2 separate regions of the Homo sapiens genome follow, and region 1 is linked to region 2. The links are chromatin loops, found by intact Hi-C in ENCODE. Cell type or tissue: B cell. All regions are shown on one strand. Links, peaks and the distances in the headings refer to the core of each region. The heading gives the core; the rest is flanking DNA.

Evidence for each region. Hi-C counts contacts between places; a loop is a spot of excess contacts. Peaks named below come from ENCODE experiments on the same cell type or tissue, not always from the same donor. Only the 100,000 strongest peaks of a DNase experiment are listed, where the experiment ranks them.
Region 1: a loop joins it to region 2, with 2.2 times the contacts of the local background. A loop is called at or near these places in 3 of 110 quality-filtered maps.

The regions. Positions count from the first base shown.
Region 1 is chr6:69,831,232-69,839,583 of GRCh38, reverse strand. No RefSeq gene overlaps it. Among named protein-coding and RNA genes, the nearest start is that of COL19A1, 31 kb to the left of the region's middle. In B cell, for the core only: CTCF peaks have their summits at 3,481 and 3,682; a DNase peak (open chromatin) is centred at 3,683; H3K27ac peaks cover 798 bases.
Region 2 is chr6:69,927,791-69,936,142 of GRCh38, reverse strand. COL19A1 (collagen type XIX alpha 1 chain) reads right to left here. Exons shown (of 51, transcript NM_001858.6): 5 at 8,111-8,234; 6 at 6,443-6,718; 7 at 3,280-3,360. Among named protein-coding and RNA genes, the nearest start is that of COL19A1, 65 kb to the right of the region's middle. In B cell, for the core only: no CTCF peak of the experiment used is centred there; no DNase peak of the experiment used is centred there; H3K27ac peaks cover 2,201 bases.

The sequences.
Region 1 (8,352 bases), core at 104-8,103, 96 kb after region 2:
TTTGATCTACAGAGAAATTAAAGTGCTGAAGTGAGACAATTACCTGGAAAGACTGGGTAATTAAAAAAGTTTAATTTTTTAAGTTATTCCAGCCTTTATCTACTTTGGTTGTTTATATTCAGATCACTGAATAATCACCCAATTGCCCAGGTAGCTTTGAGTTATAAATGAGCATAAGTTGTTTACCCAGGGCAAAAATAAATGAGTTTTCCACTGTAAGACAGAGCTAGGAAATCAGAAAGGGAGTTGATCAGAACCAAATGTCCTAAAAAGCTTGATGCAGAAGTAGTCAAAGTTGCAATGGCACACAAGCGGAAGTGATGTAAAAAACATCTAAAATAAGGGAAAAAAGATTAATCCCGTGGTGAAATTTCAGTATTTGTGGAGTCTGAATGGAAGAGATATTTTCGTTCTTTTAAAAAAAATTTTTTTGTAAGCTCCTGAATTTCCAAGAAGGCAATTTAAACCAGTCTTTATGAGAAGGCAATAATTTAAAAACAAAAATAGGAGCAGAATTAGAGTAGATTAATAATAATATGAACTAGACCTGTGACCTCCAATATTTGTGTTTCCTGCCCTTAAAATTTCTGATCTAGATTCCTTAACCATCTCAAAGAAATTCTGAAGAAAAAATGGTAAATGAAGGAAAAGCTGTTCACAACACATATTCTCTGATGCTGTCTCCTGATTATAGTCTTATATTCTTTATCTGGGTGGAATGTGCATCATCAATAAAATGTACATGTATTTCATTTCTGACCTCAAATTTTTTTTCACATAGTCTGATAAATGTTTATTCCTTACAAACAGCCATGGTACATTTTATGCCATTAAATTCTAACAACACCTCTATGAGATGCCAAAGTGGTTATTAAACCTATCAGGTAGTATACAAAGAGTTAGCAAAACAGAGGTCAGCCTGAGTTTGAAGCCAGGTTCTGCCTCTTACTAACTGTGGAAGTTTGAGAAGTTACTTAACCTCTTGATGCCTCAGTTTACTCATATGTAAAGTGGGGACAAAAATATTCCCTCCATAAAAGGGTTGTTGTGAGATTTGAGTTAATGCTTATAAAGTACGTGGAGCCATGCCTGGAACATAGTAGGTGCTAAATAACTAGGAGCTGTTAGTACTCTATTTAGAGTTAGATCTAATTTTGAAATCTCAGTTCCATGTGTCTTATAGCTGTGTGCCCTGGGAAAATCCCTTCATTTATTTAACGCCTTCTTTCTTCTTGGATAATTTGGAGATTTAAAAAAATCAAAAAGAAATTTCACAAGGGTGTCATGAAGACTTAATGGGATAAAATGTGTCGCAGTTATTTGTAATGTACAAGGAATAAAAGTTGACCTAGACGGCTAAGAAGTTTTGGCGCCAGAAGTCAACTGTATATATATAATACTAACTTACTTAGACACCAATGTTCACTGACTTTCTGACTCTGGGAGTACATTCCAGATTTGTTCTGTAATAAAGGAAAGTAAAACTGATCCTTAACCCATCAAGGCTCCTGTACTTACCATGGAAAATGACAATGTTAAAAATTACACTTCTGACAAAAGTTACATGTTAACAATAGCTTTTCTTTTCAGTATGAACATCATTCTCAGTTTATGTGATAGTATTGTAATCAAAGGTTCAGAAAAGCTAATGAAATACTATAAAATGTCAACTGTAAAAATAATTTTAGTGGAACGAATTGGAGAAGTGGAAAAGACAAATTGGTTAGGAATAAGACCATCCTAATAATTAGCCATTAGAAAATGGTCTCACTGAGCAAAATAAAGGTCACATGGGGGTCAGCTGCTAAGGTTCTGAATTATCAATCAGAAAGTGGATAATATTCAGAAATCAATGGAGAAACTAAAGACTTTAAGCCATGCAACACAATCAACAATGAATTACACTTACATAAACACTTTCTTCAAGTCTCCAAATACATGGCAATCATGACAAACGAGGCAAAAGTAGGTGGAAGGTTGAGGAAGGAAGAAACTTGGCTTTACATCTGGTGATGGGGCAATTTTAAGAGTTCCTCTTCTGATATGGGTTTTGAATATACCGAACAGGAAATGAAGGTCTTATCCTAAATTCAATGGCATTTCCCTCAAATGGCAAGTGGTTTCTCCAAGATTGTGTCTAGACAAAGGAATCCATGACTGGGTGTGGCAGTACCTGGGCACGTCCTTGTTCATCAGTCCTTTTGGTCAGGGGCTCTGACTTGGTTGTCCTTCTGGCTCCTGCAGTGTCAAGGATGGTTTTGCACAGTAGTCAGTAATTAAGTGTTTAATGAATGAATCTTCATATATGTCTTACCCAGTCATTTATTAAAAACTTGACGGAAAAAATCATCTTCTATTTGTTTATATTCTTCACAGTATATATGGTATAATGAATGTAAACATAGACAATTGTTAAAAATTTAATTGGAAGAGTTTTTATTTGTATTTTTGAGAAATTATGGTATTAATACATATTGTTGATCCCTTAGTGACTAGGAAAATTGTAAATTAAGATCATTTATATCAATTATAAGAAATAAAGCAAATAGTAAAAATGTACAAGTTGATCATTTTCATGTGCTTAAGTTCTACTGTAAAACTAAAATTTATTATGAAAATACTTAGGCTGTTAACTAGGCACTGCCACTGATTAGAGAGTTAAGTTTGGAAATTTCACTTTTATTCATAGTGTGATAGAGTTGGCTATTAGATTAAATGAGATAATACATAGGACAGTACATTGAACAGTATAAACCTAGAATCATGCCATGCTCAATGTAAACAGGCACTAGGAAAGAGACTATAACCAATTTTGGGTTTTCTTTTTTTAATGTCACAATTGTAGTTGTAGAAAACCCGATTGGTTCTAGAATTAGACAAACTTATGGCCAAATCCTTAGAATGGCACTTACTTACTGACTTTGAGGAGTTACTAATCTGAGTGCCAAACTCCTCATATGTAAAAGGGAGGTCATTCACTTATGCCTTCTTAGATTTCTTCAAAAGATAAATATGAAAACATATGTAAAATGTTTAAATCAGTGCCTGGCATGTGGAGTATGCTTGTTTGTGAACATTTTATCCCCCTTCCTATTCTTTTTTTCTGCTCTTCTATCAACATATCCTCAGAAGGGTGGACAGGGAACAATGAGAATATTCAGGAAAGGGAGCAAAAACTGCTATGAAGATGGAAGAAACAACAACCATGTGTTACTACTGGCTCTTCTCCTTCCCCAAAAAGAATTTAGTCTTACTGCCTGTACTTTCTCGCCTTGTTAGGTAAGGTAGCTAGTCTTGATAAAGCAAAGACCTGAATGTTAATTCTGGCCAAGAGTTTGACTTGCATAACACGAAATATTTCCCTTAACTATTACTCTAGGCTTTATTTCTTCATCTGATACTGGTATGTCTCATAATTTTACAAGTGATGGATAAGGGCTGAGAAGTGGGGCAGGAAATAACTAAGGCAATCAAAAGAGAAAAATATGCTTGTAAAGCACTTAGAGCCATGCTAATTCTGAATGTTATCCACTTTCTTATCCCCTAAGAAAGTCTGTGGAAGAAGAAAGAAGAAGAATCAAATATGAAACTCATGAAATACATCCTTAATAAAGCCCTTAAATTCCATTACTCTAAACGTCTGGAATTGACTTGAAGTACTGACAACTGTAGAGCACCATCTAGTTTTGGCCTCTAGAACTGCAACCAAGTCTTCTGATTCTCAATGGTACGTAAAGTTAATTCCCAGCAGGGGGAAGGAAAACTTACTTTTTAGTGTTTTTAGTTTATTGGTTAAAGTTCTAAATTGGCTGTTTCTTCCCCCATTCCCTCAGAAAATAAGCACGCTTTGCAACAGCTGTTGTTCATTTGCCATATTAGAGTTTCTTATGGAAAATAAATCATTCATAGGTAAATATGAAATATAAAACAGATCATAATAGCAAAGGTTTATGTACATTTAAACACAATGATGTCAGTGGTTTCATTATGAACTTCGTTCTCTGGTGCTTATGAATCAGCAGCATAAATTCGCAGTAAGTGTAATCTTGGTGTATAATGAACTCCAGTGTATTTTAGAAACAATCTAATTTTAATAAAATCAGTATTTTATAAAAAGAACAAGATTCCAGTTAACAGTTTTAATACCAAAAGTATCTTTTAGTATTGAATGGAAAATATTTTAAAACAAAATGTTTTTGCTATCTGCATTTTTTCACGGCTTAAAGATTACATTATACATTTCAGCTAATCATTTGTACTGCCCTTTTTGGTCAATTTAAATATTCCTCCAGTTGAGTTTATTGTGCATGTGTAACTATTTAGAAATAATTAAAAGAAAGGAAATAAAATTTTACAAGGGTTTTTAAAAGAATGAGAACACAGATTGATTTAGTTAACTGGAATTTTGTTCATAAAAAGACATCCTTCATGCTTGACAACTCACCATAGTATTCATGTTATATTCCTACATAACCTTTAAAAATATTTATTAGCTACAAAAAGAGTAATCACTTTTGATTATTCTGACAAAAATCTTTGGAAGTTTCACATTGAAAAATGTCATCAATGCTTCAAAATTATAATACTTTAAATTTATGTAGGACAGTAGTATCTCAAAACACTGTTTAATATATCACCTATTATCAACAAGCTTTATGTAAGAGGCCACTTTAAGTGCTTTAACCTATATTTTTCTATTCCTTAATTGTTCTACCTATACTTAATTAAACTTCTGGTTTATTTTTTTCTTCTTGCCGTGTAGTTGAAAATGTGTTTATTACTCTAGGAAAATATTTAACTACCCAATGCCAGGATTCAGTGGCTACTGGGAGCAGCGAAGTCTTAGTATTCAGGCCATTTGACACTTCTCAAGAGCTAAAACATAATTAGGCAATACTGAACCTGATGAAGGGCAAAATAAAGCATCCTTCAGTATAGCCACTTCTACAACACCCTGAAGAATTAGTCTCATCCCAACTGACCCAACCATACACTGTTCTGAAGAGGATTCAACACATTTATCAGTTGTTCTTAAATAATCCCCTTAGTCCAGTTCCAACCTTTCAACATTGTATCATATTGTTAGTTTCTATAGAAATTTTATTTCCAATCTTTTCAAAAATATTGCTTAGGACTGTAATCCAAAGCAAGCATTACTGAGCCACTTCTGGGTAAAAAGTGCACCTATCAGACAATAAGAAAGCAAATTTAGGGGAGCAAGAGGAAAATTGTCAAATCACTGGCTTTCCAGATAAGACAACTCTGAGTTTTAGTAAGGTACAAAATGTGGAATGATCACCTCTGTCAAAATTCAACTAGAATGTTTTGGACATTTGAATAAAATTGGCAGATTTAATTATGCTTTTTATTTTCAAATTGGTTTTTGGGACTCAATGCAAACATTTGAAATGTCAAGGATTTAAGCTATTTGTTAACCAATTTACAAATAGGAGCATATATATCTTACTTTGCAAAGTTACCTAATATGTTTTTTTAAAAAGGTAATTAATTTGTAAATATATATTCTTTTCTCCAAAACAAAATTGCTCTTATCTTATGGTTTTCTACAATACAGAAACAGTCTCTGAATATATAACTGCCTAAAGGTTTCTACTTTTTTATTTTTACTCATCTAGATAAAAAATTCAAAACTAATATATGAACTATAGTGCTCCTGTGCGGTGAATACTCCAAAAGGGCAAATTTCTTAGAATCATTAGAAATACAAAAGTTAAAGAGAAAAGCAAATAAAAGTTGAGGGGGATCGAATCTTTATGGAATTACTGCAGCAGTTGGTAGATAAGACAATTAGGCCACATTGATAGAGAAACAAATGCACAAACACATGGAACTTTGATCAATCATCTAAAGTTGTTTCTCTTGAGATCATGATGAATAAGCTTACAATATCTGATGAGAAAGAATCCTAAAACAGGTACAATCATCCCTTGGTATCTATGGGAGATTAGTTCCAGGGCCTCCCTCAGATACCAAAATCTGAGGACGCTCAAGTCCCTGAAATAAAATGGGCTACTATTTGCATATCGCTTATGCACATTCTCCTGTATACTTTAAATCTCCCATAGATTACTTATAATAGCTGATACAGTGTAAATGCTATGTGAGTAGTTGTTAGACTGTGTTCCTTAGGGAATAATGGCAAGAAAAAAAGTCAGTATAAGTTCAGTACAGATGCAAATATTTTGATCCATCATTGGTTAATTCCAAGGACATGGATCCCATGAATACAGAGGGCCAATTATACTATGTTTTGGGAACTACTCTTTTTTTATATAATTTTTTAAATTAAAAAAAATAAAGACAAGGTCTCACTATGTTTCCCAGGCTGGTCTTGAACTCCTGTGCTCAAGCGATCCACCTGCCTAGGCCTCCCAAAGTGTTGGGATTACAGGCGTGATCCACCTTGCCTGGCCAAGGAACTTCTCTTTTTTTGTCTTGTTTTTCTTAAGTTGGTTTTGTCTCTGGTTATTGCTAGAGGGAATTTGTCTCTAATTCTAAATTTCTCTGGGAAAAGCAACTTTCTATTAGTAAAAATGTTAATGAATTACCAATGATATCTTGAAACTACAAAAGTGTTCCATGTTAAATGTGCATTTTATAATGATAGAAACAATCCAAGTCTTGAATTACATGGAATCTTGTCTATCAATGTTGATTTGCTATTAGAGAGTGACCAGACAGTGACAAGAGCAAAAAATTGAAAGCAGGCAGAAAGAATCAGCTAAAGCACAGAGTTGAAAGAGGTGCAGAGGCCAATCTCAGTAGCAAGTCATAGCTGACAGAATGTGTAGAATGCTGGCATAGCAGGATGAGATATGTCATTTCATGTCTCTTGAGAAACATGACAACCCCATAGATGTAGCACACTTCTCATTGATTTCTATTTATCCTTTAAACTAGAATAGGCAGCACAACACAGAACTGTAGTAGTCTATCCAAACATTTTCCCTTTTATATTTACATTTTCCATGAAAATAAATTCAATGAAACCTGAACAATAAACCTAAATAAAGCTAATGGAAATGATTAAATCTATCAAGTGAAATTTAATTTCTCATTGGTTTATACTCCTCTTTATAAATTCTGGAACCACTGGACATCTATTGGAATGTTCAGTGGTGTAAATTCTGGAACCATTGAGTATAGAAATGTTGAAAAATTGAAAATCCTCATATCATCCCTATGATACTTTTGATCCAATCCTCTACAGTTTTAAAACAAGAGTCCATGATTTGTCATTTTGTTCTGTTATAAATTTATGTGACACATGGAGGTTTTTGCTAATTATTAGATAGGATATAAGTCATTCAAAATTAATATATCTACTAATATCCACTATTAAAAAATGCAGACCAAATCAAGGAGTTTGGGTTTTTCTTTCTTTTTTTTGTTTTGTCTGCCACAGTGTAGTGCACCTTATGGTCACCTAACACAACAGTTTCTTTTCCATGTTTGTAGAATTCCCACCACATGAGGCAGAACTTGCCTCCCACCATTAAAGTTGAAAATATGAAATAGTCTCTTTCCCAGCTAAGTGCACAGCACAGGTGGCAATTGTGTTTTCACCAGACTACATTTACGGTGTGATTTAATCATTGTTTCTTGCTGCATAGCCTTTAAGTTGTGTGAGTTCCCCAATACCTGTTTAACAAATCCATTTTCTGCTTAAATCAAGCAGGGTTAGTTCGTTGGCCGAATGATAGAGCAAATGAAGAGACATGGTTGCAGACCACAGTCTATCATGACAAAGGAGGGAAGCAAAGGGTCTAATATGTGCCCGGGTGGAATGGAAAACAGTGAAAATCCTGTTTATATTAATTGATAGGACTTCAGAAATCACAGCATCAAATTATTTACTAAATCATCTAGGACGAAATACCCACTGAATACAAGGCTTTGGGGAAATAAGTGGCCAATCCCCAGGAGTAGTTTGAAGGGCTTGAAGAATTGAGAGACTTAATTCTTGGGAAAGGGTAGTTATTTCTAATGGTACCACTCATACATAAAGAGAATGACAAGGTGAGGGAGGATAGCTAAGGATCTCTCTGTCCTACATTTATGGGGCAAATTTATGCATTTGTATGATTTTGTTTCCTGGACATATATTGCTCTCAAGAAAATTTACAGTGGCATGGGTGCCCGATGGAGCACTAGTACGGGCTAAAGTCACTCTTTTCACAATATATTCAGCTTGAATTTTGAATGATTTCCCCCATATTGGAAAGAGTCAGGTACAATTAAATAATTAAATCCAAGATAGATAAGAAAGGAAGTAAAAGAACATGTAATCCTTAACTGTGTTAAAATTTCCACTTCAAGATAAGTGAATTG
Region 2 (8,352 bases), core at 248-8,247:
TAAAAAATTAACCCAAATGGAGAATCTGAGGAGGATAAACACATTGTTTTTTCTCAACATCATGTACCAGACTTCTCACCATAGTTTTCCACTCTGAATTTGCAATTTCACGAAGAGAAAGCACTAGGAGAGAGTTAATACATTACTTTGTATACCACAAATTATAAATGCATGGTAAAGTATTTTCAGGATACAAAACTAAAATATTATCTGTGGTTTTCTACTGTGGTTGAAATCATGATTGATATTTATTTTCTTTTATGGATTTGGCTATATTTTCCAGTAAACATAGATAAGTTTTGTAACAAAAATTCATTTTGATGATCTGTGCAGGAAACCATCATGGCACACGTTTACCTATGTAACAAACCTGCACATCCTGCAAATGTACCCCTGAACTTAAAATAAAAGTTGGAAATAAGAAATAAAAAAAAAAACTTGGTAGTAGTTGAATTCTTTGATAATTACAATAAAAACTGTAACAAAACCAACACCCAGAAATACAGCAACTAGTTTACTGTATCCACCACTAGTTCTTTCAAATCTACTCTCTCCAGATTTCAGGATTATTTATCCTAACAAGTTCCCAAATTTGAAAGTCTAAAAACTATTGTATATTTGAATGGAACAAGGTTATTACCAAAACAGTTCATTCATCTCATTTGATTTGATATGATGTTTCAGCCAGTTCTTACCTCATGGCTTTCCAGTCAGATAACCAAGACCCACTTAGAATTCACAATTCTGCTCTGGATAACTGAGTCACTATATTAAATTGAGGATTTAAATAACTTTAAAAGTATGTCTCAGGCTTCACCATAAACCTGTCCACACTCCACAAAAAGTGCCTAGAGGCAACACCAAACATACAAGTAAGGACTCTTCTCCTCGTAAAACCTCTGGTTTTGATTTGACACATATTCAGTATTAGCCCTTAAAAATTTAACCACATTTCTCATTTATTTTCAACAAATGTTACTGATTTCATCCTTCTCTTAATATTTGTTCTTCATTCTTTTTATATCTAGAGTCATGAAACTTAACTACTTTAGAAACTGAAAATCCAATAGAAACAAAGAAGCATCTTTATAGGTGATCTTTAAAAAATGTTGCCTTTGAAATGCTTTATAAAATATTGACAACCAGAAAACATGTGTGATTTGAAATTCCAGGACAAAATTAGATATTTAAGCAACTACATTAAAAATTTCTGAGTTCAAAACATTTTGCAACAAAAAAGAAAATAAATACAATTCGTATTGGAAGTAGAGCAGATGCATTTAAATGGCTTTTATATAATTATTTATCCTTCCAACTGTACATTCCTATTCATAAAATGTAGTATGTTTCTATTTTTTGTTAGTCATTAAATGAATGGTGATATCCCCTCCAAATAATTGTCAGCAAAAATACAGTCTTTCCTTATTTTTTCCATAGTCAGAGATAAATTCCTACCTTGTGTTCTATTCTTTAAAACTAACTCCCAAATAATCTTTTCAAAATATGATTTAAAAATCTTTTGTTCATAATGTGTGAGATCATGTCACTGCTTTGAATTACCAACCATTCCACCCAATTCATCACCTATACTTCTTAAACAATTTCCTCATAAATCAGGTGGAAAGTTTCTATTACATTAATATAATGATAAAGGGCAGTGATTACTGGCTAATTATATAATATTCAGATATATCAAAATATCATTATATTACTTTACAACCAGAGAAAGTTATTACTTTAAAAACTCTGACATCAAAAAAGCATAATTAAAAACAAAATTTTGGGGGAATTAACATCTTTAAGATTTAAATGTGTAGCTCCAGGAAGTCTAGGTATTTCAAGTCTGTAGATTGGCATTCTAAATTATCTTTTCAGATATTTATAGAAAGATATTTGGCTGGCTGGCATTTTACTTGGAATGAGATACATGAAGTGGATTGGAGATATGCTTTATAAAGCCAAGTTACAAAAGCAAAACATATAATACTTGAAAGACTTAGCTATGCTTTAAGTCACTAAAGCTATGCTTTAAGCTATGCTTTGGTCACATTCTTATTTCACTACCCAAAGTGAGCTACAAAAGTCAAAAATATTTTTGAATCATAAATTGTTGATAAAATTTTCATATAATTTTCTATGGCAAGTATAGAACATTTATGAAATCTAAGATCCAAAGAAAAGACATTTTCACCTTTTACTTGCACTTTTCATATGCTCTTTCTGTACTTTTTTTTAGAACCAGTCCCCTTTGAATATCTTTCTGTCCCATTTATCTTTTTTAGTAATTGGTAAGTCAATAAATCAAACAATGATTGTCTACTTTTTCCAAATGAAGCATTAGGAATAAAAAAGTTTATCAAGGTAAAACTTCCCTTACTGAGTCTGAATTGTACTTAAATCAATTTAAAAACAAATATAGTTACACCTAGTAATATAAGATAGCACACACGGCCATTACACTGAGAGATACAGAAAGTATTGAATTTAGTATTTTTCTTGTAATGAAAGATTGGTATAAGTAAGTAACAGTTGTATGGTTAGGTTGGGAATATTTAGAATGAGAGGCTGAGAAACTGCATTTATATTTCACTTCCAACAGGAGTCACTTAAGAGAAAGACATGAAGAGAGGGCAGGGAATGTGCCTTAATCATGTTTGTTAGCCCTGTTCCTTAGCACAGTGTTTAGAAGGTCAGTGTTTCTGAATAAAGTGTTTGCTGGAAGAGAGTGAATGAATATACAAAGCAGTGACTCAGACTTATTCTGGTTATGCTGCAAAGCAAAGGGGCAGGACATAGGGAAGGCAGTTGATCCAATAATGATTGATATCCCAGACACGAGGTAAATGTACACTTTGGCAGTAACAGGAAAATGGAAGATAAGGATGAAAAGTCTATGTCAAAGGAAAGCTAGCCAGGATGGGTGACAGGGTAGAAAAGGAAAATGAGTGAGAATAAAGTATGATCACAGATTTAAAACTTCTGTAACTGGAAATGATGCTGCTGTCAGAACATAGTTTAGGAAGAAAGGCATAACTTTAAGTTATACTGAGTTCAAAGTGAGTATATATTACCCTCAAAATTAAGGGTGAAATGCTGGGATTAAAACTGTTGAAAGTAACCATGAGAAAGCACTATGAATGCTTCCTTACTAGGAATAAATTACCCACCTGGCTTCAACAGAACACACTCAGTGCTACCCTACATTTGGACTCTACAAACTATGCCACTAAAAGATAATTGGCGTTCTTCATTCTTCATATGCAAAGAAAATTAACTTACCTTAGTATCTGATATTTCACAACATGTTTCTTGAGCTATGAGGTTTGCACTGCAGTAGATTTTAAGTTGGTGAAGTTCAATCTATGAAAAAATTAGTAATAAGAAACATCTTTAGTTTTTTGGAATCACATTCAGGCAGTTAAGAACTACAGTAATTTAATCAGAAAGAAAAAGGAAGCTAATATAAATAAATTACTGGTGGATATTTTAATGTTTTTATTAAATGTAGGATTCATTGTTTTGTGGACTACTTGAGAGACATAGAGTTGGATATAGAGATGGATCTATAGATAAAGGAAATCAGGTAATGAAAGCAATTGCAAACCTTGGCTAGCTGTTTCAAACAATAAAATAGAAGTACTTAATTTTAAAAAAGCTATTGTTTTACACTACAGTAAAGAATGCCCACAAAATGAGGCCATTTCAAAATAAAAAAAAAATTGGAGAAAAGGTAAAATCAAAGATATGAGCACATGATGAGAAAGGCTTTATTTGTACTTCCAGACTCCTATTTGAGGCACTGAAATAGGTGTTCACTTACCAACAAGGAAAAAAAATTTTTTATCTATATTTCACGAATTCTGCCTAAAACCTATTGATTTTATATTATATTGGTATAATCTAAGCAGGGCTAACAACCTTTTTACAAAAATAATTGATTCCTTCTATTTGCTTAGCAGATTTCTCTTTTTTTGGCATTTGGACATGAAATTAACTGTAGTTCAAGGAAAGTAAAATCATGCCTTTAAATGCAAGATGAAATCAACACCTAAGAAAAAGTAAATAGTACTGATTATTGATAAAATAGCAATATAATAAATTCTTAAATAGGCTGTTTGAATTCTTTAAGCACTGAAATGTATTAAATAATGCATTATTTTGAGGTCAATAAGTACTTTATACAGAAAGACCCAACTCTAATCTTATAATAATTAATCTTATAATAATAGAAAGCAGGCATTTGTGATTAGAGGTGAATCTCTACTCCAACTTTAAAAGCAAAAAGGGGGGAAAAATCTATAACTTTTACTTTTCGCCTCAGATGAACAAAATCAATGCAGTTCATAGAATGCGTTAACAACTCCAGACATCTTACAGATTCATGAGCAGCCTAAGATTTGCAGAAAATGCAAAATCATGAGACTAAATGAAATGTAATGATTTATGTTCTGTAACTTTTTGCAAGGTTATTAAGGTTAATTTTTATTTATAAAATTTAAATACACCGTCTTACATAGTATAATGAAATACCAGCAGTAACATATGAATTATTTAGAATGAAGAATGAGAACTCTAGTTAATTAATATTGTTCTTAACTAAACTTTTTTATTATCACTGTTATCAAAATAGTCAATAAATATTGAAATCCTATTATGTACCATCCATTGTACCAGGTCCTGCTTATGAATTGTTTTACTTAACTAAAGATAGATGATCAATTTTCAAAGGATTACAACCTGATTGAGTTCCATGACATTGAAATGACAGTCAGAATAGTTTATGCTTTGTTTATTCATTCATTACTTTAGAATGCTTCACTGATATAGTGCTTTAGAAGGAGAATGCTTAAGGCTAAATCTGTACTGATGCTTGTCAAAATGCTGAGTTGATTTAAAAAAAAATCTTCATATCAGTTTTGTCACTTTCTCACAAAAATACACAGGTGGGATAGGTGAAATAAAACTAAATCATGATAATTTTTTTCAATAACACACAGCCCAAATAAACACATTTTCACACCATAACAGATCTTATGAATCACAGAGCTTGTACAGAGATGATGAAAAATTAATCCATTCAAAGTTTCAGTAGAACCAAGAATCTTTTATAAAAATATGTATTTTGTTTGTTTAACTCAAACAGTGACTATCTCCAAAAATATTGCATCATTGTGACATGCCTTCAAGTTTATCCTCAAATGAACCAAGAATCCACATGAAATTATGAAACCACTGTAATACCACGGTTTTTACCTATATCCTTTTTATAAGGATTCACGTGATATTCTTTAGCCTCAAATTGTGGGATCAATTCTTTTGTTTGTTTGTTTGTTTTTTGTTTTTTGAGACAAAGTCTTGCTCTGTCGCTCAAGCTGGAGTGCAGTGGCATGATCTTGGCTCATTGTAACCTCCCCCTCCTGCCTCAGCCTCCCGAGTAGCTGGGATTACAGGCGTGTGCCACCACATCTGGCTAATTTTTTGTATTTTTAGTAGAGACAGGGTTTCACCATGTTAGCCAGGATGGTCTCGATCTCCTGACCTCGTCATCTGCCCACCTCGGCCTCCCAAAGTGCTGGGATTACAGGCATGAGCCACTGCGCCTAGCCCGGGATCAATTCTATCCTTGGGTGAGAAGTTAATGAGACACAGGACATAGAACACTCAATCTTCTTAGATTGAGGTCCAAGACTGGATCTCATTCTTGCAAAAACTCTAAGAAATAAACTATAAACTGTTTATACATAATAAACTAAGAAAACGTGCAGCCATCAAATTTAGATATATCTAACTTTTTTAAGATTACAGACCTTGTTCTCTAGGGAAATCAATAATAAATCTATATCATGTTAGCTTCAAATGTAATATTTAAAGTAACTTTTTATCCAAAAGGGTTTTACTAGGCAATTTTTCTCTTTCAAATGACCTACTAATACATTTAGTGAATTTTTCTGTACAATAGAACCCTGAAAAACCATTATACGCTTATAAAAAATAGTCTGCAATACAAAGTAATTGCTATTGTAAGGATGAATAGTCTATTGTTCTTGAATGAAAATAGCAGATAACCTGGAACCATTTAATTTGAACTTCAGCTTTTTCCAGCCCTTTCTATTTAAAACATATGAACTTAGACCAAGTTTATATTTTGTATCATATTTTCAATTTTTACTTTTAATAATCTAATTTTTTAAGGCATGACCTAATTATTTTAAATTCCCAGGCTGGAGAAAATGGGTATAAAATGGAGTGAAAATAATACATGTGAAAATACAATTGGAAATAACATAGCTGTTCTTCACACATCTGACGGCAAATTAATTAAATTAATAAAATTGATGAGAAGGGAATCTATTACACAGTAATAAAAGAAGAATGTTTTTAATAAGATTTTTTTTTTACTTAGAAATTTTAGTTCTCTTTCACAACTAACATCACAACTTACATCCACAGGCTTGCCATCTGAAGCTCGCGTAGCAATAACTGTCCGTCCATGGAAATCCACAGTGTCCTTTTCATCAGTCTGCCTCCTCGCAATTAAATTACAATCCATATAAAGTGAAATGACCTGGGATTGTATACTAATGCCAAGTTTGTGCCACTGACGATCAAACAAAGGACGGAGTTCTCGATTTCTAAAAATGTAGTTCAACACATCTCCCTCTGTGGCTTGAAACATAAATTCCACCACCTTCTTTCCACCATCAACTACTATAGAAATCTGCAAAAATGTAAAGTATCTTTAAATGTTTTAAAAATCAATGTTCAAAATTATTAAAGCACACAAAGAAAAGCTCAAGATGCATATTAGTATAACTGAGGCACTTAGTAAAATATTTTAGATGACACTTGTGTCCACCAGGTTTGTTAAAATAAAAGAACAGCAAACACCACTACAAAAATGGTTTAGAAATGGGGCATTCTGGTGAATGTAATATGCTCCTTCCTAAGAGAACATCTAAGAGTGTGTGTGTGTGTGTGTGTGTGTGTAGTTATTTTAAATGTTTATATAAACCATTTATAAGTTTATATATACATAATTTATATACACTATAGATAAAATTTTATAAGATATATAAATTATTGCTCTGTATTAGTAACACAGGAATTTAAGGTTACCAATTTAAGAAGACTAAGAATGTGATCATTTCCCTAAGTAGGGAAGCTAAGATCAATTCTTTCACCATTGATACTTTGCAAGGTACAGAGAAAACACATTTTATAGAGGACATACTCTTGGTTGATCTACTCATCATAAAATTGTAGCTGTATTAACAGATTAAAAGATCAGTGATGATTTAAAACATTTCAACGGATATGTACACAAGTAAAAACTAATGTATGGTGCCAACAAGTAATTTTGAGGTTCCTCTCCCCTCGCTGGAGTGCCAGCATTCCTTCTTTGCAGCCCAAACGCCATCTCTTCTATATGCTCTCCTAGATTCCTGCTCTCTCCATCCCCCAATTCCGATGAGCTGCCCTTTCGGTGCTCCCATTGTCCACACCCAACACTAAGCTTAACTCTACCACTGCACTTGTTCAACATAATTATGCTATATTATGTTGTTCTCCTAGATGTCATCTCCTTACGCCTTATGCTCCCTGATAATACAAATTCTGTTTTTCAGATCTCTTTTCTTGTCACTACCTAGTATATAGTATGTGTTCCATAAATTTTTATTGATGGGATAAATATTTAAGTCTCAACTCTTTATTCACCAAGAGTTGTCCAATGAAATGATAAACTGCTTTAAAAATAATATATAACATTAGAGACGACAGAAGGAAGATGAAGAATGTGTTACTTAGAAAGAATTAGTTAATGAAGCAGTTGTAAAGAGAAGGCAGTTTTACATCTTTAAACAAAATATGGACCTAGAAGTAAAATAAAAACAAAAACTAACACTATGTTTACCACTATACTCTCATATTATGGATCTCAGCAAGGCCATCCTAACTACGAGAATACTTGCATTTTCTTGTTGATGATCCCTCTAAAGGATAGAACATTTGGATACTAGATCTACTCGCAAATTTGTGCACCAGTTCAAATAATTCACCTGGCTTAATTACACAAGGAAAACTAATGAGCACAACTCTAATGGTACTTTACCTGTGGAATATTCTGCTGGTTTAAAACCTGCCACAGAAACCACCGTTCCTTTTTGGCGTTTCTTCGTACTCGAAACATGGCAGCTACTGAGTACTCCTCAGGAAGGCCTTTGGGAAATATCTTACTGTGGGAGGAAAACAAAGAACTTTTGTGGGGAAACTGGAGATTGCAAGAAAATAAAATCTAGGTATAAAGTTCTGTGTAACACAATATCTCAGTCATATTTTTCTCAGTAAATGTGT